Regions from separate parts of the Homo sapiens genome. Here region 1 is linked to region 2. The links are chromatin loops, found by intact Hi-C in ENCODE. Cell type or tissue: Caco-2. All regions are shown on one strand. Each heading gives the region's core, and the rest is flanking DNA. Links, peaks and the distances in the headings are about the cores only. Region 1 holds the start of ETNPPL (ethanolamine-phosphate phospho-lyase). Region 2 has its middle 33 kb from the start of OSTC.

Region 1 (8,044 bases), core at 1,824-6,823, 78 kb before region 2:
ACAGGGTTTTTACCAAAAAGAAAATTAAAACTTGCCATTCAGACTCTTCTCATTGGACTATTGAATGGAATTCTTATTTTCCCAAGCTTGCGTGGGCTGTACCTCCTCATTTCAGTCATGCACAAGTATGGTTTGTTTGGCCAAGCCTAGGTTGTTGAGAAATCTATGACCTTCGGATCAGGACTCACTTAATAGAGTGAGCCAATCAATAATGTCAGGACCAAAACTGAAAGAACGTCAACTTCTTTTTTTCTTTTCTTTTCTTTTCTTTTTTTTTTTTTTTTTTTTGAGACAGAATCTTGCTCTGTTACCTAGGCTGGAGCTGGAGTGGCATGATCTCAGCTCATTGCAACCTGCACCTCCCAAGTTCAAGTGATTGTCTTGCCTCAGCCTCCTGAGTAGCTGGGACTACAGGCACATGCCATCACAGATGGCTAATTTTTTGCATTTTTAGTAGAGATGGGGTTTCACCATGTTGGCCAGGCTGGTCTTGAACTCCTGATCTCAAGAGATCTGCCCACTTCTGCCTCCCAAAGTGCTGGGATTGCAGGTGTGAGCCACCATGCCTGGCCCAAGTGTCAACTTCTGGAGAGAAAAGACACTACAGCATACATTCCTACCAAATAATTCTACATTTGAGAAGTACATGAGAAAATATACCCCAAAATACCTTGGGATTTGTTTTTTGATAAAGCTTTGTATAGTGTGGATGTCTGTCGACTTTCATCCATCCTTATTTTGATCCATTATGTGTCAGTTCTTTATTTAAAGACTGTCCTTGGTACTCAGTCAATGTTATATATTCTATCGTGAAAAAAGTTAAATAATGGGGAAATTATCTTTTATGTAACAGTGACTTGCTTTCCCATAAAAGATAATGAATCTAAGAAGCCTTCTCCTAAATAAATGGTTAAAACATAAGGTAGCACTCTTGGGAAAGAGTGAAGAGAAAAGAAGAGGGTTCAGGACTCTACCCTTATAAAGACCAAATCATGATCTCATTCAAGCCCTACTTGTAATGCTTTGAGTCAGAGAGTTTCTTCTTTTTATGAGACAGGGTCTCACTGTGTCATCCAGGCTAGAGTGCAGTGGCACAATCTTAGCTCACTGCAGACTCTTCCTCCTAGGCTCAAGGGATCCTCCCACCTCAGCCTGCCGAGTAACTGAGATTACAGGTACACGCCACCATCTCTGGCTCATTTTTAAATTTTTTGTACAGACAGAATTTCACCAGGTTGCCCAGGCTGGTCTCAAACTCCTGAGCTCAAGTGATGCACCTGCCTCAGCCTCCCAAAGTGTTGGGATTACAGCTGTGTAGCTCCCCACCAGCCACAGAGCTCAGTTTTCAATACAAAGAAATTGGGCCTCAGAAAGGTTAAGAAGCCCAGCTGGTTTATGGAAGAACCAGATCTAGAACCCAAGACTCTTAATCCAGAGTTTCTTAAGGCACTGGGAATATTAACAACAAGAATCCATAAAGTTTTATGAAGGAAGTGTGACTATGACTTCACCAGGTCAAGGTGGTTTGAGAGTAGATATACAGTTGGCAATATCTTTCAGGCACAGAACTAGACCAAGATTACATAACTGGGATTTCTTGCAAGTCTCCAAAGTGCTTCCTGCTCTTCATTTATAAAACACGGAATTCTTTTTTTTTTCTTTTTTTTGTGGAGGGGGATGGAGTCTCACTCTGTTGCCCAGGCTGGAGTGCAGTGGCATGATCTCAACCCACTGCAACCTCTGCCTCCCAGGTTCAAGCAATTCTCCCTGCCTCAGCCTCCTGGGTAGCTGGGATTACAGGTGCCCACCACCACGCCCAGCTAATTTTTGTATTTTTTTAGTAGAGATGGGGTTTTGCTATGTTGGCCAGGCTGGTCTGGAACTCCAGACCTCAGGTGATTCGCCCAGTTTGGACTCCCAAAATGTTGGGATTACAGGCGTGAGTCACGGCGCCTGGCCTAAAATCTGGAATTAACACACTGTTCCTCATAGGACTCCATTTCTCTTTCTACCTTAGGCAATCCAATTCTACTCCTCCTGCAGTGCATGAATATATATTAATAACTTTTTTCAAGAGAAAGATCAGTTGCAAATACTTATCAAATGTGTTGATACATGCAAATTAGGCTTTCCCTGCTGCCCTTTCAAAACACAGAGAGAATAAAATGACCTATCCTTAACCCAATGACTAAGTGTTTGTGTGAACTTGAATAAACCTTCACCTTTCCTGTGCCTCACTGTTCTTATCTACAGAGCAGAGAAGTTAAACCAGATGACTTCTAGTTAAAATAATGTATGATTTAATGATTCAGTTAATTAAGATTCTATTGGGAGGCCGAGGCGGGGGGATCACGAGGTCAGGAGATCGAGACTATCCTGGCTAACATGGTGAAACCCCATCTCTACTAAAAATACAAAAATTAGCCGGGCGTAGTGACGGGCGCCTGTAGTCCCAGCTACTCGGGAGGCTGAGGCAGGAGAATGGCGTGAACCCGGGAGGCGGAGCTTGCAGTGAGCCGAGATTGCGCCACTGCACTCCAGCCTGGGTGACAGAGCCAGACTCCATCCTCAAAAAAAAAAAAAAAAAAAAAAAAAAAAAAAAAGTTTCTACCTGTGCACATATTTAGCTTCAGATATGATCTGTGTGAGAAGACCATCTTGAAGGAAGTCAAGAAATCTAAGAATGAGTCCCGTTTTCAGCATCAAGTGGATATATAATCATTAGAACAGGGAATAACCTCACTTTCCCCGTTCATTAAATGGGGTAACACTCGTGGTCATCTCTCAGGGTTGTTTTGAAGACTGAACAAGATAAGTCATGTGAATGTGTTTTGTAAGTTGTATAGTTAGAGGAATTAGAAGTGTAATCATTGTTAAAGGAGATGTTTGAAACACTGCATATATCATCACTGCCAATGGAGATAACAGGCTGAGTCCGGGTTATTTCTCGTTAGGACGCGTCCTTGTGCTGAGTAAATGGTAGGTTACCTTATCAGACTGCGCAGTGAGTCTTGATCCGGGAAGCGCCTAACTCCTGAATTTTTACCAGAAAATAAAGGACTACACTAAAAAGAAACCAGAAAGAACGTGGGAAGGAGGGAATTCGCAGGCAGAGGAGGAGGAAAAGCAAAGACGAGGCAAAGTTAGGAGAATGAAAGGCGAATTCAGAGGAATGATAGGGGCGGGTAGGGCCGAGCCGGCCTGGCAGGACAGGGTGGTGGCGAATGAGCTGCTAGCCCGGCGACCTGCCCGCGGCCCCGGCGGGGGAGGAGGAGGGGCTTGGCAAAGGGCAACGCCAGAGCCAGACTTAAAAGGGAGATGATCCTAGCTAGTTGACGCCACCGGTGACCTCCGACGCCCCGGGCAAGAGAACGCCAGGAGGGATAACGGGAGGAAGGCCGGCCGGGGCCGCCAAGGCAGTCCCAGGCTCGCGTAGGAGGCGCGCAGACCTTGCACCTTGCACCTTCGCAGCGCCCTGCACCCCGCCACCATGTGCGAGCTGTACAGTAAGCGGGACACTCTGGGGCTGAGGAAGAAGCACATCGGGTAAGGGCACCCTGGCCCGGAAGTAAGTGCAGAGAGGGGGCAATAACGAGTGCAGAAGGTGGAGAGAGAAAGCCGGCTAGGGAACAAACGATGCGCTGCAGCCGCACTCCGTGCCCGCCGCGCCTGTGCACGCGCCCCGCGCGCCTCCACCTGCAGGGGCCGCGCGGACTCCCAGAAACGCTCCTGGAACCCGGAACGCTGGGCTTCCTGCCCGCTCGAAAGTCCCCGGCTCGCTCTGCAGCCGGCGGACTAGCGGGGGCTGCCGGCCGGCTAGAGGGGTTGGTGGATGACGGCCAATAGCCCTAGCAGACACCATTCCAGGGATGGGAGATGGGTGGAAGAAGGATAGCGCTCCGCCACCCCCACACAACTCGAAAGTTTTTGGAAACTGTGAACTGAGAAATATTTTTTCATGATGGCTCCGCAAACAAACCAATTCTGACAATTTTTACTTAAAGTGAGCTTTTTCTTCTTGCATGCTTGGTTAAGTGATGAAGGGTTTATCTAGCCAATAGAAAAACTTGAAACCACCTTCTGTTAGAAAAGCAGAGACTTTATTTAGATCCCTCTTACCCAACTTGCTCTCCCAAGCTGTGTTCTTCCCAGCCTGCTTGTCTTGCCCCCGTCACAAACGACTTAGTAATATAAAGGTGAGTATATAAGACCGACAGGGGCTCTAGCTCTCGTTGGATGTCATATTCCCTGTGTGGACCTCTGTCAAATTAATTGTCTCTTCTATGAAAGTAGGAATAACATTCTACTTCACAGGAGCAAGAAGATGAGATTAATATGTTAGTGTTTTGTGCGTGGTTTTTAAAAAGATACGTGTAAATATAAATGATGATTAATGACCCCGAATACTGTAAAGTCAACCGTCTGCAATATTCACTTGAAATGAACGACTGCAGCCGGGCCAGTGGGCATGAGAGAGCACTTGGGGTTACAAGGAAGAAAACAATCCGCATCCTCTTCGGAGGAATGCTGGACAGTTTCTCAGACTGAAGCTCCTCACCCCAACTGGAGGGGTTTCTGGGTGGTTTGGAAGACTAGTTCCATCTCTCTCAGCCGCTAAGTGGGATCAAAATAATCCAGTTCTTTCCCCATTAATCAATCACTACCCTACTTTTTCTAATCACTCACTGCGTTAGTTTTCAATCTTAGTTAGATTCCGGTAAATGCCTAATGGTTTCTGACATGAGCAGAACAAATTTTCTAAAAGCACGAGTGTAGCCATGGGCTGACTGGATAAAGGAGAATTTTACCTGAAGTCTGACGGGCAAGGTGGAAAGTGTATTAAAAAGGCAATGTGAAGTCTGCAGCTTTCAGCTCACATCCTTAACAAAGTTTTTTTTTGGATTTTAACTTGTAGGTATAAACTAACAGCTGAGTTTGAACCAATAAGAAATTCTTATAAAATACTATTTTCATTTCAGCTGATGATGCTTAAAAAAAATCAATATATAACACAACCTTATGCAATTTTAAAATTTGAGGTTACCTACTGTTTGTAATAATCAAAATTCCTTCTAAACAGTTACATATCAATTTAGTATATTTCTACTACTAGAACTACCTCCAATGTGTGTGAGGGTTTTTTTGTATGTATGCAAAATCACCAAAATAAATAAATATATTTAACTTTAGTTCTTAAATGTTCATAAAGCCAAGATTAGAAGCCTTTGTGAAATTTCTATGTGCTAAAATGTATAATCCAGCCATTCATCCAAATAAAAGTATGGATGACCTTATTATGCTCAAAAAACATATTAAATGCTTAGAAGAATAATTGAATTTCACTATTTAATAATGGAAAATCCATTTGATACTGGACAAGTACCACTCAAAATACATGAAAATGAAAATAATCTATAAAACTTCCTGCGTAGTATTTAACTCTAGGTTATTTGCATTTAGCTTTCAGTGCTATTCATGTCTTTATACATTAGATTGAAGGGGAAACAGAGATGTCTACCTTGGGCTACAGCACAACACAGCCTACTTGCAAATTCTGGTTTTCTCATTTACTGTCTGTGTAGCCTTAAACCAGTTACTTAATTTCTCTGTGCCTTGGTCTCCTCACCTATAAGAGTGAGAAAGATAATAACCTCTCTTTCATAGGATTGTTGACAGGATTAAATAATATTTACAAAATATATAACAGCTTCTGACACATTAAGCCCCCCAAAAAAACTTGGTTATTTTTTTTCTGATAGAACAAAATTTCTCAAAGGAAAATTAGTTATTGGTCTGTGTGATTAGAACCATCAGAGAGTGGATTCCTGTGCCTCTAATAAATTGTCAAATCATGGCATATTTAATATAACAAGCATAAGGAATGTGAACAATGTCATGAATGGGGGATTAACATAAAAGTTTCCAGGTTTACATGAAATGAAAAGAAATGTATGTCATCCAGGTTGTGTTTTCCCTTTCCTTTATGTAACTGTACTTTTCCACTGATGGGGACCTTCATTGAGAAGGAAAAATACTGAGAGTAGTCCTACCAGACCAAAGTGTTTCCTTTGATTATTTCTAGGCCCTCATGCAAAGTTTTCTTTGCATCGGATCCCATCAAAATAGTGAGAGCCCAGAGGCAGTACATGTTTGATGAGAACGGTGAACAGTACTTGGACTGCATCAACAATGTTGCCCATGGTAAATGTCCTGTCCTTGCAGTGCTTTGGAGGAAATGTTCATGGAGTAAAGCTGACTTGGAACACTTAATTTTTGTTTGGGGAATTGCAGTGGCTGCAGTTCCTTTGCTGAGTGGGCCAGTAGTCCTAGTGGGGAAAATCGCAGCAAAATATGGAAGAGAAAGGAACTCAACTTTTGTTTGTTTGTTTGTTTGCTTGCTTGCTTGCTTCATAATTCCTCTTATTCCCAGGCACTTAGAATTCTAACTTATTTCTTGGGCTTTTGTTTCATAAATTTTAGTGGGACACTGTCACCCAGGAGTGGTCAAAGCTGCCCTGAAACAGATGGAACTGCTAAATACAAATTCTCGATTCCTCCACGACAACATTGTTGAGTATGCCAAACGCCTTTCAGCAACTCTGCCGGAGAAACTCTCTGTTTGTTATTTTACAAATTCAGGGTATGCTTCATGGTTTCCCACCCCTCCCCATTCCCACTAAACTTTGTCTACTCTTGCACACAAATCTTTCCTTTTGATTCATGGTGGAGCTTGTCCAAAAGGGTTTGCTGAGTTTCTTGCCATTCACTAAGTGATCACACATTAGGGACCTAGCCTTTCTGGTTCTCCCACTTTATTCTACGACTGTGAATCTAACTGATCAAATGATGCTCACCTCCTCAGGCAGTGCAATAAGTAGCTGAAGGATTGATAGGCCAAGATATTCTTTCAATGAGTGTATGAGTAACTTTAGCCAAGAAATAACTCTAGTAAACAAGCTAAAACTTTTTTTTTTTTTTTTTTTTTTTTGAGATGGAGCCTTGCTCTGTCGCTCAGGCTGGAGTGCAGTGGTGTGATCTCAGGTCACTGCAAGCTCCGCTTCCCAGGTTCACGCTATTCTCCTGCCTCAGCCTCCCAAGTAGCTGGGATTACAGGCACCCGCCACAACGCCCAGCTAATTTTTTGTGATCCACCCACCTCAGCCTCCCAAAGTGCTGGGATTACAGGCGTGAGCCACTGCGCCTGGCAACAAGCTAGACTTTTTAAAGATTTTTGATTGTTGAAAATTGAGCATATTTCCCCAATACAAACATAAGAAAAGAAAAAAGAAGGAAACTCAAATAGATACATTTCAACTTTCATTTATTTATTTATTTTTTTGAGATGGAGTTTCGCTCTTGTTCCCCAGGCTGCAGTGTAATGGCACTATCTCTGCTCACTGCAACCTCCACCTCCCGGGTTTGAGTGATTCTCCTGCCTCAGCCTCCTGAGTAGCTGGGATTACAAGCATGCGCCACCACACCCAGCTAATTTTGTATTCTAGTAGAGATGGAGTTTCTCCATGTTGGTCAGGATGGTCTCAAACTCCCGACCTCAGGTGATCCACCCGCCTCGGCCTCCCAGTGCTGGGATTGCAAGCATGAGCAACCGTGCCCAGCCAGAAGGAGCCCCAAGAGATGCGGGCTGGTCTGGAAGGCCATGCACAGGGCCACCAGCAGCGCCTCGGGGTCAGCGTGGGGACCCTGGGGCCAGCACCAACACCCACAGGCTGGCCATCTCCAGGCAGGCACCTCGGGCTGCCTCAACTTTTTAACTTAGTTTTTTGTTTTGTTTTGTTTGATTTTTAGTGACAGTGTCTCATTATGTTGCCCAGGCTGCTCTTGAACTCCTGAACTCAAGCAATCTGCCCACCTCAGCCTTCCAAAGTGCAGGGATTACAGGTGTGAGCCACCGTGCCTGGCCCCAACTTTTAAATTCTGTAAATTCAAATCATTATATATCCATTCTATAGACTATTATGCAGATATTTAGGAGTATGTTTTTGCAAATGCATGTCTAAATATGTGCTTAAAGTGCAATATTATA
Region 2 (8,044 bases), core at 1,217-6,216:
GAAGGGTTACATTGAGCAATTCATTGAATATTTATTGAGCATGTATTATGTCCAGGCACTGATCTATGTCTTGCCTTCATGTAGCTTATATTCTAATCTAGATAAATAAAATGAACAAGGCAATTATATAGTATGATAAACAGCACTGAGTGCTATGGAAAAGAAATTAGAAAGGTAGAAGCTGTAATTTTTAAACAGAGAAGGAAAGCTTCATTGAGAAATGACCTTTGAACAAAGACTTGAAGGAAATGAGGGAATGAGCCATCTGGGTAGAGGGAGAGGAAAGGCCATGAGGCAGGGTGTGATTGGTGTGTTTGAGGAACAGTAAGGAAGGCAGTATGGACAGAATGAACTGGAGGACTAGGAGATGAGATCAAAGGATGGAGAGGGGGAAGAGGCGATGTACAGGGCCTTTGGGGCCACTATTAGGAGTTGGGCTTTTATCATGAAGATTTTATCTGAAAGATTTTAATCAGAGGAATAAAACTTTAGCCAATCAAATCAGGAAGTGGCTTTGGTGAGTAGAGCCAAAACAGTGGGAAATGAGTGAACCTAAAACGTCTCTTAAAGAAGAGTTTGAGGCACTTCTTTCCTTTACTGAAATAATCTTGCAAAGGCTCCTTCTAATCTGGACAGTGCAGGAGAAACCTTGGTTTGGGGGATTTTCTTTTTATGGTCTGGCCTGATCCTCCTGCTTCTATCTCCTGTCTATCTGCAGACCCACCACAGCACAAGTGAACAGATCCCGGGGATCAAACGTAGCTCACCTTGATTGGAGTTGGGTGTTCCCCAAATTTTCAGTTCCACATTATTATGATTTCTCAGCTTATAATCCAAGATAGCGAATCACCTCTATTTTAGGAACATTTTACCAGCTTCATAAAGGGGTTCTCGTTTCTCATTTTTCTAAGTTTATAGTATAGCTTACCTCATTACTGAAGCCATGAACCACCTATATGAGTAAATTTCCTTGATTTATCCTCTTCTCATGCCTGAATTTAGTAAAATGAAATATAAAAGCTGCATTATCAAAAGAAACATATGTACATATAATCTTGCACATACAGTTTGGGTAGAATTAAACTAACATGCTTCCAAAGGGAAGTTATATGAAAAAATACTTTTCTAAATTTCAAATAAATGAGGCCATGTTAAATATCTATAATTAGTCATAGGTAAAGCAATGAACATACCCTTTGTAAACTTTAAAGCATTCTCCAAAAGTTATTTCTATATAAGTCCCCAAACATATGTCAAGATAGATATAAGATATATGTAATATATAATATTATATATTTTTTGGCCATGGTGGCTCACACCTGTAATCCCAGCACTTTGGGAGGCTGAGGTGGGCGATCACTTGAGGTCAGGAGTTCCAGATCAGCCTGGCCAATGTGGTGAAACCCCATCTCTACTAAAAATACAAAAATTAGCTGGGCATGGCGGTGCGTGCCTGTAGTCCCAGCTACTCGGGAGGCTGAGGCATGAGAATCACTTGAACCTGGGAGGAGGAGGTTGCAATGAGCAGGGATTGCACCACTGTACTCCAGCCTGGGTGACAGAGTGAGACTCTGTCTTAATAATAATAATAATAATAATAATAGATACTAACCATTGTGCATATTGCTCAGATGCAAAGGCAAGTGAGACTAAACTGATAAAACTTCTAAGTGCTACGACAAGTGGGTATGAATATATAGCTAGAGGTATGGTGCAGAAAATTTTGTAAAGTAACTAAGAAATAGAATCAGACCCTGAACTTAGGCACTTTCCAATCTAGTCAACTCTTTTTTAAAAAATATTAAAAGATTATTATTCCTTTGAGGCCAAATAAGGACACGTTCCTAGAAGACCCCGTTGTGGTTAGGAGCAGAGGCTATGGATCTCTACTGCAGGCTTGCCACCTAGGACCTGTGCAATCTTTGGCAAGTGACTTAATCTCTCTGAACCTCAGTTTTCTCATCTATGAAATGGCCTTAGTTGTACTATCTCATAGCATTTTATGAGGATGCAGTGAGTTAATATGAAAAGTGCTTGGAACAATATCTGGCATACAGTATTCTCTTAATAAATGTTATGCTCTTAATAAATGTTAGCTATTTTTATTACCCATATTTCCTTGAACAACAAAGCTTTTCACAATCAAAGAATAGCTTCTCAAGGAGAAGAATTAGGGGTTAAAAGGGTTAAAAGTTCTGAAGAATGAATCAGCATTTTTCTCTCCCTTGTCTTTCCCTGTCTGTTTAGCAACACTGATTAACAGCTCAGAGGAAGAGGTCCAGAATGAACTTGAATGACAAGGAAAACAACTAATCTTCCCTAGGCAATATCCTTATTAAAGTTTCACTTTAGTAACAACCAGGTTTTCACTGAGACAGGTTGGTTGGGGTGGGGTGGGTAGAAAAGGAAAAAGTAGGCCAGGCACGGTGGCTCACGCCTGTAATCCCAGGACTTTGGGAGGCTGAGGCAGGCGGATCACCTGAGGTCAGTAGTGCGAGACCAGCCTGGCCAACATGGTGAAACCATGTCTCTACTAAAAATACAAAAATTAGCCAGGTGTGGTGGCAGGCGCCTGTAGTCCCAGCTACTCGGGAGGCTGAGGCAGAGAATTGCTTGAACCAGGGAGGCAGAGGTTGCAGTGAGCCGAGATCGCGCCACTGCACTCAGCCTAGGCAATGAATGAGACTCCATCTCAAAAAAAAAAAAAAAAAAAAAAGGGAAGAGAAAAGAAAAAATAGATCTGCCTCGACATGCGAGACCTGAAAGACCCAGAGATACAGATTCCTTTTCTGGGCCACTTGTCTGCACTTCTGAAAATGCTGACCAGGTGTGGCACACAGGCTATGGGACACCAAACCACATGGTCCAGACAGATGATGAGCGTGCTGTGATTACCTGCACAGTTGACTCATCCTCCGGGTACCTCCATGAAAAAGCATGTACACCAAGGGGGAATATGCCTTTTCCAAAGGGACACATGTCCAGGTTTACTAAATGGAAAAGCTAGTAATTTGTCCTGGCTTCTCTCTGAGAGGTTATCTAAGTGTTTGATGAATCTTATTTGATTGTTCGAGCAGTTTTAAGTGGTATTGCCAGCTTAAGTTCAGCCCCTGTCTTGGGACATCTATAACTTAGAAATGTTAAATACACCTAACTACTACTCTACAATTGAGTGTGGCCTTTTATAAAATAATAACCAATACTGGACAACTATAAGAGAGTTTTGAGAGAGGCAAAGAGAAAAAAAATTTCAGAAACATCTGGATTTTTCTACTCCCTGTTTTGAAGCATCACTTAATTGGTACCTAGGGTAAAAAGATGTTACCTATTTATAGATAAAATATATTAATAATTAAAAATTTATGTATAATTTGAAAATGTTATCAAACTTCTCATGACTTCTGTACCCTATTTATGATCACAATTGCTTTTAAAAATACATTTTCCAGCTACTGATCTCCTGGGAAGTATTTGGAGACCACAGAAAATGAGACATATCAGCTTCTTCACAAAAGAGTCCTGGACTGCTAAGGTCACTTAACCCCAGGCCTCAAATCATGGCAGCTAGCACTGGGAAACATCTCAGAAATCACCTAATCCAGTCTTCTACAGGGAGAAGTTTCTTCTTAATAAAATGGTAAGTGGTCCTTTGAAAACTTTACCACACGTAAAAATAATTTGAGATAGGCCTAAGAACATTATTACGTAAATCTAAAGCAGCAGCAGGATTATGCTTAGGCCAATGCCTGGCACATTATGGTAGGCGCTCAATAAAGGCTTCCTACGACTAATAAATGATGACTGAGCCAGCAAGTAAACTTACGTACTATTCAGGTATCAAAAGCCCCATCTGCTGGTCAAAAAGAATTAATCTGTAGCCCTGCAGATAGTGATAAGAAAACTCATGTTTCAGAAAATTATAAAATATTAAAAGGAATATCAAATAGGAAAGGGGTATTAGGGATCATCTGCTGAACCCACTTACTTTACAAATGAAGACACTTTTTACAACACTGATAAGTTCCCAACCAGAAGCGGAAAAAGTCAAATACTGTAGTTTATCAAAATCATAGTTCACACAGAGTAACTCTGAAAAACATTGACTGTCATACAATGAGTATGAAATTTTGTGAGGTGAAAATAATCTACATATTGAAGATGCTTTCTGGTTTAAAATTGCTTCCTGCTCTTCTCAGGAAAAAAGGTGATTATGAGAGTTTGGACTTGTAGTTAAACTAATGTCCAAATGGAGTTTCCACCATTGCTAGCTATTTCTTGGTTGAAGTATCTCTGTCTTAATATCCTTCATCCTTAATGTGTGAGTCATAATATTCTACCATGAGGATACAAGATCACCTATTTAATGTATAATGGTGGGCACATAGTAGGAATCCCAAAATTGGAGAAAAAGAAAGGGTGGCTGTGGGTGTTGCTACTATTAATACTGTGGACTAAAAATAACTTTCCTACATGCCTCACACCGGGATTGTCAGGAGAATTGAGATAATGTATGTAAAAGTTCTTTGTAAACTGAAAAAGCGCAATACAACTAGAAGTTATTGTGCTTAGACAGAGATAGTGATGTACCAAAGATACAATTTTAATCATCAATTTAACAACAAAATCTTTAAAAAAAAAAAAAAAAAAAAAAAGAATAAGGCTGTGCACGGTGGCTCACGCTGGTAATCCCAGCAGTTTGGGAGGCCGAGGTGGGCAGATCACCTGAGGTCAGGAGTTCGAGACCAGCCTGGGCCAACATGGCAAAACCCTATTTCTACTAAAAATACAAAAATTAGCCGGGCCTTGTGGTGTGTGCCTGTAATCTCAGCTACTTGGGAGGCTGAGGTAGGAGAATCACTTGAACCCGGGAGGCGGAGGTTGCAGTAAGCCGAGATCACACCACTGCACTCCAGCCTGGGTAACAGAGCGAGACTCCATCTCAAAAAAAAAAAAAAAAAAAAAAATAATAATAATAAATAAGTAGCATTTCTTGGATAAGCTGTTTTAAAAACACAAGCTTTCATTTGCTGCCTGGAAAGATTGTTCTGGGCTCTGTTTCCTCTAAATTCAGCTTAGAAACAGAACAAACCTTAGTTCATCTGTCTCTTCTTATATTTCACAATATACAGTACAAGACAGTTGACTTGGCACTTTCTACTTCCTCCCTAGCTGGATCAATGAGTTCATTAGGTGCCCTTTCTATGCCCTCCCACCACCCCTGCCTCACATGGTTAGAGCATTAGCAAATTTCGCCTTTACCTAACAAAGGTCCCTTCTCTTCAGCCTCTAAGGTCATTGACCTCACTGTCTTGAAGCATCAACAGCTCCACTTTCTTTTTTTTTTTTTTTGAGACGGAGTCTCGCTCTGTCGCCCAGGCTGGAGTGCAGTGGCGCGATCTCGGCTCACTGCAAGCTCCGCCTCCCAGGTTCACGCCATTCTCCTGCCTCAGCCTCCCAAGTAGCCGGGACTACAGGCGTCCGCCACCGTGCCCAGCTAATTTTTTGTATTTTTAGTAGAGACGGGGTTTCACCGTGTTAGCCAGGATGGTCTCGATCTCCTGACCTCTATCCGCCTGCCTCGGCCTCCCAAAGAGCTGGGATTACAGGCGTGAGCCACCGTGCCCGGCCAACAGCTCCACTTTCATTGTCTTCTCCAGGCCTTTCTGGCTTTTATTTTTCATCTCTTCAAGACCCTGGAAGTTTCAATCCACTGTTTGGTCCTAAAGCCACACATTCATCCCAGTTCTTGATTGCTCATTAAAAGCAAGCCGAACATTTAGTGGCTGAAAACAGTTTATTCCTATTTCCCAAGGTCCTGCAGGCTGACTGGACTCAGCTGAGTAGTTCTCCCTTGGGGTATCTCACACAGTTGTAGTCAGATGGCAGCTGGGCTAATGTCCATGAAGGCTCCTTTGCAGGACTGGCAGTTGATTGTAGCAGCCAGCTCCGAGCTCAGCTGATGTTGACAGGATTGGCGACATGTGGTTTTTCCATGTGTTTTGGGGTGCTCATGATCCTGCAGCTGGGTTCCAAGAGGGTGCATCCCAAGAACCAGCATTCTCAGACGCAGGAAGCAGAAGCTGCCAAGCTGTTTAAAAACTATGCCCAGCACTGGCAGTCACTTTTGCCATCTTTAACCAGGAAAAGCGATGACAAGGCTGGCCACATTCCACGAACAAGAGAAATCATCTTCTCTTAATAAGGAGCAGCAAGGTCACTTTGTATAAAACATATGAGTTAGGAGTTACTGCTGCAGTCACTTTTGGAAATGACAATCTGCCATTTATAGATGTTTTTAAAAATTCCTATCAACTCAAAAATAATTAGAAGGGGAAATAAACCTTGAAAAGTTAGACAAATAGAATAAAGTGAAGAGGAGATATAGAAAAGTCCAAATATATAATACAGACAGTCCCCGACTTACATTAGTTAAATTTATGACAACTTTATGACAGTGTGAAAGTGTGAAAGTGATAGACATTCAGTAGAAATCATACTTCTAGTACCCATACAACCATTCTGTTTTTCATTTTCAGTAGCATTTTCAATAAATTACGTGAGATATTCAACACTTTATTATAAGATAAACTTTGTGTTAGATGACTTTTCCTAACTAGGGGCTATGTAAGTGTTCCGATCATATTTAAGTTAGACTAGGTTAAACTATGATGTTCAATAGATTAAGTATATTAAATGCATTTTTAACTTTCTATATTTCCAACTAGTAATGGGTTTATTCGGACATGACTCCATCGTAAATTGAGGAGCATCTGTAATCATAATTCCTGAAAGTAGACTGAACTCACTCATTAAAAGACAAGATTGACAGAATAAAACAAAAATAAATCTATATGATATTCATAAGTGATACCCCTAAAATATAAGAACGAAAAAAGTTTCAAAGAAAGTTATAGAAAACAATACATGGCAAAACAACATCTGCAAAGGGTTGAGTCAGCTATATGAACATGAGAGTCCATCAACTTTGAGACAAAAAATTACTATGCTATGAGGAGAGTCACTACACAATGATGAAAACTTGAATTCACCAGAAAGATATGACAATCAGATTTTGTAAAACTGACAATATATTTAAAAATTACAATCATGGTAGAAGATACAACACACAACTTTATTATTATTATTATTATTATTTTTCTTTTTTGAGACGGAGTCTCGCTCTGTCACCCAGGCTGAGAGTGCAGTGGTACGATCTCGGCTCACTACAAGCTCCGCCTCCCGAGTTCAAGCGATTCCCCTGCCTCAGCCTCCCGAGTAGCTGGGACTACAGGCACACACCACCATGCTCGGCTAATTTTTGTGTTTTTAGTAGAGATGGGGTTTCACCGTGTTGGCCAGGCTGGTCTCGAACTCCTGACCACAGGTGATCCACCCGCCTCGGCCTTCCACAGTACTGAGATTACAGGCGTGAGGCACCGTGCCTGGCCCACAACTTTAAATTATTGATGTGTCAAGCAATAACTCAATTGATGTGTCAAGCAAAACAAAATGATATTTAGGTATTCATATATATGTGTTAACACTATTCTTTAAAAAGCAAAGAAGTGCTTTTATATGCATTGAAATACAAAGATAAAAAAGCAAAGATGTGATAAACACCAATTCAGGGCAGTAGATGCTTCTAGAAGGAAGGGAGGGAAGTGGATAAGGATAGAATACAAAGATAGTATTAAGAGTATTGGCAATATTTTAATTCTTATATTGGGTTATAGGTTCACAGGACTTTATGCATTTTATTATGCTTTATAATGTATGACTGCTTCATATATGTTTGAGTATATTAAATATTATAAAGTAAAATGTATGTAAAAGGAGGCCATGTGCTGTGGCTCACACCTATAATCCCACACTTTGGGAGGCTGAGATGAGAGGATTGCTTGAGCCCAGGAGTTCAAGACCAGCCTGAGCAATATAGTGAGACCTCATCTCTACAAAACAAAACAAACAAACAAAATTTAAAAACTAGCCAGGTGTGGTGGCACATGACTTTAGTCCCAGCTACTCGGGAGGCTGAGGCAGAAGG

What was found. Hi-C counts contacts between places; a loop is a spot of excess contacts. Peaks named below come from ENCODE experiments on the same cell type or tissue, not always from the same donor. Only the 100,000 strongest peaks of a DNase experiment are listed, where the experiment ranks them.
Region 1: a loop joins it to region 2, with 3 times the contacts of the local background. A loop is called at or near these places in 2 of 110 quality-filtered maps.

What each region holds. Positions count from the first base shown.
Region 1 is chr4:108,758,345-108,766,388 of GRCh38, reverse strand. ETNPPL (ethanolamine-phosphate phospho-lyase) reads left to right here and starts at 3,336. Exons shown (of 13, transcript NM_031279.4): 1 at 3,336-3,546; 2 at 6,083-6,201; 3 at 6,481-6,640. The coding sequence starts at 3,491. In Caco-2, for the core only: no CTCF peak of the experiment used is centred there; no DNase peak of the experiment used is centred there; H3K4me3 peaks cover 1,071 bases; H3K27me3 peaks cover 117 bases.
Region 2 is chr4:108,679,443-108,687,486 of GRCh38, reverse strand. No RefSeq gene overlaps it. Among named protein-coding and RNA genes, the nearest start is that of OSTC, 33 kb to the right of the region's middle. In Caco-2, for the core only: a CTCF peak has its summit at 3,795; no DNase peak of the experiment used is centred there.